Regions from separate parts of the Mus musculus genome. Here region 2 is linked to region 1. Evidence: chromatin loops called from intact Hi-C (ENCODE). Cell type or tissue: left cerebral cortex. All regions are shown on one strand. Links, peaks and the distances in the headings refer to the core of each region. The heading gives the core; the rest is flanking DNA.

The links. A loop is a pair of places that touch in the nucleus more often than their neighbours do. Peaks named below come from ENCODE experiments on the same cell type or tissue, not always from the same donor. Only the 100,000 strongest peaks of a DNase experiment are listed, where the experiment ranks them.
Region 2: it touches region 1 in a loop (8-fold over the local background); 3 of 42 quality-filtered maps call a loop at or near these places.

Annotation. Positions count from the first base shown.
Region 1 is chr11:61,042,105-61,045,013 of GRCm38, reverse strand. All of the region lies in intron 1 of Kcnj12 (potassium inwardly-rectifying channel, subfamily J, member 12), which reads right to left. Among named protein-coding and RNA genes, the nearest start is that of Kcnj12, 21 kb to the right of the region's middle. In left cerebral cortex, for the core only: a CTCF peak has its summit at 1,135 (motif pointing right); DNase peaks (open chromatin) are centred at 1,166 and 2,070.
Region 2 is chr11:60,925,581-60,928,489 of GRCm38, reverse strand. The region is part of intron 1 of Map2k3os (mitogen-activated protein kinase kinase 3, opposite strand); the gene reads left to right. Among named protein-coding and RNA genes, the nearest start is that of Map2k3os, 4.8 kb to the left of the region's middle. In left cerebral cortex, for the core only: a CTCF peak has its summit at 1,049; a DNase peak (open chromatin) is centred at 1,028; H3K4me3 peaks cover 426 bases.

The sequences.
Region 1 (2,909 bases), core at 197-2,696:
TGGCAGAAATCCGTGCCACAGGCTTGGCTTAGCACCACTTCCTACAGGAAGCCTTCTCAGACTGTGTGCCTCTCAGTTAGGGAGCTAACTGATGCCACGTGGAGGCAGGAGCTGCCAAGTGCCTGAGTTGGTGCCTCAGGCCCTGGTGTTTCCCTCCTGCTGACCCAGCCCATAAGCCTAGACTTCAAGAAAGTGGTCAATCTGAAGGGAACATGGGCTTCACTAGCAGGTCTCTGTCCTGAAAGCCCCAAGGAAACAATCCTGCTTGGCTCAAGGGGAGTGAGAGCTTCGCTCTGGCCTCTCAACAGCCTTGGCAGTCACTTCTGGGAAAGGGAAATCTCCATTCCGAGGCGCCTGGCTCTAAGCAGGCTGGTCAGTTCATACCTGGGCTGTGAGTCTGGGTGAAGCCATGGGACACCCTCTGGAGCAGCTGGTGAGGCTCTCAAGTGAATAAGGCTGCTCCTGCCTGCCCTCCTGCCACCTGCTGCACCTTTCAGGGAAGATGCTAGGCTGGGGGCTGGGGGTGGTGGTAGGGCCTTTCTACATCAGCTCCTGGTTGTAGCCTGCTCTAGGCCACTCACTTTCATCTCAAAGGCATAGTATATGTGATGAACCTTTGTCTTGGGTTTCAGATCTTTTCTTTAAAAAAAAATCTATGTCTGAGTCTTCTATGTGCATATATGGTGCATGCCAGAAGAAAGCGTCAGATCCCATTACAGATGGCTGTGAGCCACCATATGGTTGCTGGGAATTGAACTCAGGACCTCTGGAAGAACAGCCAGTGCTCTTTACCAGCTGAGCCATCTCTCCAGCCAATGTTCACATCTTTAAAATGGACCTAAGCAAACTGCCTCTCAACCACAGCAATTGGAGCATTAATGGCATTGCTCTGTGCTAAGTGCCTAGGGCATCTTTGAGTGCACAGCAGATGGCATGCACTGCCATTGATATATGTAGCATCTTCACTGTCACATGGCCTGAGGCATGGTGCATGCTCTTCTAGAACATTCCCCAAGATCAGGCCAAGGGCTTGGAAGCGGGGAAACTTATTCAGAAGATGGCAGGGAAGCATACACAAGGAATTTGAGCCAGGGTGGCAGCATAGCCAGTGGCCCCAAGGGGGCACCAGACACTAGGCCCAGGGAGACCCTAAGGGGACCTCCAGGGTACCATAGGTGTCAAGGGCTGTGATCTGGCCTAATAGTAAGTACTGTGGGCTGCCACAAGCTAGTGCACTCGCCCCACAGCTGTGCATGCAGGCAGCTGTGGTGCTAGAGAGGCTGTGGGATGGAGCCTGAGAATCACTTGGCACAGCCAACAGCTCTTGACTCATAGAGAGGTCAACATATCTGTGTGCAACTGTCAACACGCGTGCAATCTGTCTGCTTTTGCATGTGCATGAGCAGATCTGCTCACGCTGGTGGTGCCGTGCACACCGGGACTCTGTGTCTGCTCTTGTGTGTACACATGGTCGTGAACACATACACCTTGTTCAGGGCTAGGCAGTAGGGCAGATGCACACACCCAACCCAAGCGATGCTGCAGGGTAGGAGAGAGATGGTGTGGTCACCTTGGCAACAGGCAGTATCTGGCTAGTCTGGGACAGCTTTGGTTCAAAAGAAAAAAAAGGGGGGGGGAATCCAAAAAGAGGCTTCATGAAAAAAAAAAAGGGAATTGGGGGTGGGGGTTTATCCCAGCAGCCCCAGACCAAGTGGACCTAGCTGAGTCCCTAGGTATAGAGTCCTTTCAGAGGCTTGGAAAGCCCACTCGGGTACAGCCAACAGGGGTTAAGTGTCCTAGGGTAATGCTACTGGAGGAGAAGGGGGCATGCTCTCAGGGTTACTGAGCCCCAGAAGGCACTTGGCACTCTGTAAACACAGGCATGCTGGGCCGTGCCTGCACAAAAGTCACCAGCTCTGACAATTAACGCACTAATTGCACATGCTGTCCACAGCCAGTGCATTAGCCCAGATCATGTGGTGATTTATTCACGAGAGCTTCCATCTCCTGTCTGCCCCCAGCTTCTAGCCTCAGCTGCCTCTCTGCTGGGCGAGGAGGCTGGCAGGGAGCAGACACTTCCCCAGCCTTGCTTGAAAACCTTGCGTGCTGTTTATGTTCCATCAGATAAGAGTGCTCAGGACGAGACCTCCGGAGAGCCACTCCCAGCAGACAGTGGCAGCTGTAACCTCCAGTCTGCCAGCGACAGCTGGGAAATGCCTCTTCTCCAGTCTGAGGAAGTGGGGTTTCTGAGGTAGCCACTGCTCAAGAGCCCGTGGCTGCAATCTTCAGCACAGTAATTGAAATGGCCCCAGACTGCTACCCTGCGTGCAGAGCACGGCCTGCAGGGAGATTCAGAAGCTACCCTCCCTTGATAGAAGAGGAAACTGCTATTCAGAGATGCCAAAGGACTCACTCAGAGCTAGACAGATTGTAAGTGTCAGAGCGTGTGGCTTTAGAGCCAGTGTCATTAAGGTCCTGTCCTTTAGCCTCTCTAGCTCAGTTCTGAGGGGTTGGTGCCATTAGGACACTTTAAAGACCAGGAAACTGAGGCTCCGAGAGCTAGAGATTTGCTGTGAGGTCACACAGATAGGAGAGGAAGTAGACACGTGACTTTGATGAACAGTGTGCTTCCCATGCAGGCTCTGGATAACACCCACCCCCCCCCCACCCCCAACTGTGACCCCAGGGCTAAAGTCTCCAAAGCACCTGATTGCAGCGTCAAAGGAGCTGTGCCAGGGATGTGAGAATAGCTCAAGGTGGTCAGCGCACTGCTGCCCAAGTCACACCCAGGGAGGGTGCCCACCCCTGTGCCTCTGAATACCCCATCCACCAGCCCTGGAGGCTAGCTTAGTTAGCTGTGACTACCAGACCCAGGACAAAAGTATGCAGGACCCCCAAGTCAGAGCAGC
Region 2 (2,909 bases), core at 104-2,603, 120 kb after region 1:
CAGGTAGGGCTTTATACCAGAGTTCGTATCCTGTTGTTCGGAATCCAGAAATACAAGGATGTTCTTATTGCCAGGATTTGGTGAGAGGCAATGAAAAACAGAGACCAGCAACTTGCCCATGGTCACACATCCAAGAGGAGAGGCAGATGTGCATTACCTCTGCATTAACTATACCATGGGGGCAGTTCCAGATCCATCTGCACAGGGCTGTCTTCCAACCTAAGCCACAAAGCAACAGAGAGTTCTTGAGCCAATCATTTGTCTCTGTCACATGTGCATGCCTCTGTGTGTGTGTGTGTGTGTGTGTGTGTGTGTGTGTGTGTGTGTGTGTGTGTGTGTGGTGTGTGTGTGTGTGTGTTGGGAGATAGGATCCTAAGATGTAGGCCAGGCTAGCCTTGAATTCTTGATTCTCATGCTTTAGCTGAACTACTGCTTGGACAGGGCTTTGCCCCCCGCACCCCACCCCATTCCACCCCCGCGCCCCAACCACAGCATCATTGCTTCTGCTCCCTCTCAGTCACTCCCAAGTTGCCTGACTCCTTCCACAGCTTAGCCGCTGCCGGGAAGTTTTGGCACCTTGCGAGGGGGGAAACCAGAACACCTAGCAGGCCTTCTCATAGGGCCACTGGGACCATCATCAGGATCACCACTGCTTTTTTCGGGATGATAGCTGCCTTATTGCCTTCACAGCTTAGCTTGCCACCTGCTCAGCTGTCACTGCCACTGCTGTTCCGCTGCCTCTTGCTGCCTCTCTTCTCCCGCCGTCTCTAATACAGTCACCATTTGCTGCTGTCTCCGCTTATTTAAGTGTTGCCAGCTCAGCCCACACTACTGAAAGCAGGGGCTAAGAGAACACCTGAGGGAAACTTTTACTGGGTCCTATTGTAATACCAGGAATGATGAATAGCACAGAAGACTGTCTAGAGAGCCTGAGCAGCCTGTAGGTAGTTGAGCCAATCGGAGCCGTTTGTTTGGACCAATCACAGACTTTTCCCTTAGCAGCAGCCTCAGCAGTCCTTCAGCTAGATCACTGGGGAAATTGCGCCCCTTCTGGACAGAATGATAATAGTTGCACGGTCACGTGGCGCTCAGCAAGCGTCTTAAGCTAACAGAGTCTGGTACAGGGGTCAAGTTGTACTTCAGCAGAATGTTTATCTGTCGTGCAGAAAGCCCCAGATTCAATTCCTAGCACCCGGTATTGTGCCACATGCCTGTACTCCTGGCACTTGGGAGGTGGAGGCCAGGGAGATCAGAAATTCAAGGGTATATTCCTCTGCAAATAAGTTTGAGGCTTTCCTGAGCTAGGGACCCTGTCTCAAAAAGAAAGGGGGGTGGGGGCTGGTACAAACTGTCTCAGACATCCTTGGCGGACCTTCAAGAACCAAGGCGGTCAGCCATGCTTTTTTCATAACTTGTTCTGAGTGTCTGTGGAGTATCCAAGATAGCTGGTGCTAGCACAGGGTAGTCTGGTTGACTGTTAGACTGACTGTCCTTTCACTCAAAGCAGCAAGGGTGAGTCCAACTGCAGCTACTTAGCCTCATTGCCCACCCCAGTTACTTTGCTCATTTATAGAAGTGAACATCAGCGGGGAAAAAATACGCTTACAATCTTGTCTTAGGTAGGGTTACTATTGCTGTGATAAAACATCATGACCAAAACCAAGTTAGAAACTAAAGCTTTATTTTGCTTACACTTCCACATCACTGTTCAGGGCAGGAACCTGGAGGCAGGAGCTGATGCAGAAACCATGGATCAGTGCAGCTTACTGGCAGCCTGCTTTCATATAGAACCCAGGCCAGAGATGGCACCACCCACAGTGGGCTGGCCCTTCTCCATCAATCCAAAAAAAAAGCCTTATGGGCTTAACTGCCTGCAGCCTGATTTTCTGGGGGCACTCTCTCAGGTGACTCTGGCTTGTGTCAAGTTGACATAAAAGCTAGCTGTAGCAAACCTAGCCTTGAGTATATTAACATTAAGAAGCAATTTTAATGTTTGTTTGTTTTGTTTTGTTTTTTGTTTTCTGAGACAGGGTTTCTCTGTGTAGCCCTGGCTGTCCTGGAGCTCACTTTGTAGACCAGTCTGGCCTCGAACTCAGAAATCCACCTGCCTCTGCCTCCCAAGTGCTGGGATCAAAGGCGTTCGCCACCACCACCCAGCACAATTTTAATGTCTTAACAATGCTTACAGCGCCCAGGGAGTCCAGGGGTCTGTCCACTGGTCTGTCTAACTTGCAGGAAGTCAGATATGTGGACCCCTTTGTAACAGAGCTGAGTCTTTGTTTCCCATGGTGGGAAGCCATGGGATGTTGTCTAAAATGGACAAAGACGGAAGGAGAACAGAAGCCGTGTGTGTACACAGGAAGGGAAGGAAGGGAGAGTTCAGAGTTCCAGGGTAAGAACTTGATCCGTTTGGCTCCTTGCTTACCTCTCACGGAAAAAGCCCGCCGGTGATAGATGCAGACTCTGTCTCTGCAGAGAGCAGGCTGGGGGCCATGGCTGCTGGTTGCTGTGGTGCTGGTATACTGCCTTCTGACATATAGCACCGTGTGCCTGCCATGCTTTAATACAAATAAAGAAGGTACTGCAGGGGACAATGAAAAGGCCACTCACTGTGCATAAGACTCAGGGCAAATGTAGAGGAAGAAAGGGAGGCTAAGGAGTAAATTTTAAAAAAACACAACAAATTAGAATCTAGGGTCACTCTTAAACCCCACCCATGAACTAAGGGCTCACAGAAGAGCCACGGGCCTCTCAGCAGAGCTATATGGGTGAAGATACCATCACTACTTTGGCTTTTGTACCTTGAGCCACTGTGACCACTGGTACCCACCTAGTCATACTTCCAGACAGTTAGCTATCCCACGCATAGTGCTGGCTGCATCCCAGTACCAAGGTAGGCTAGGAGACAG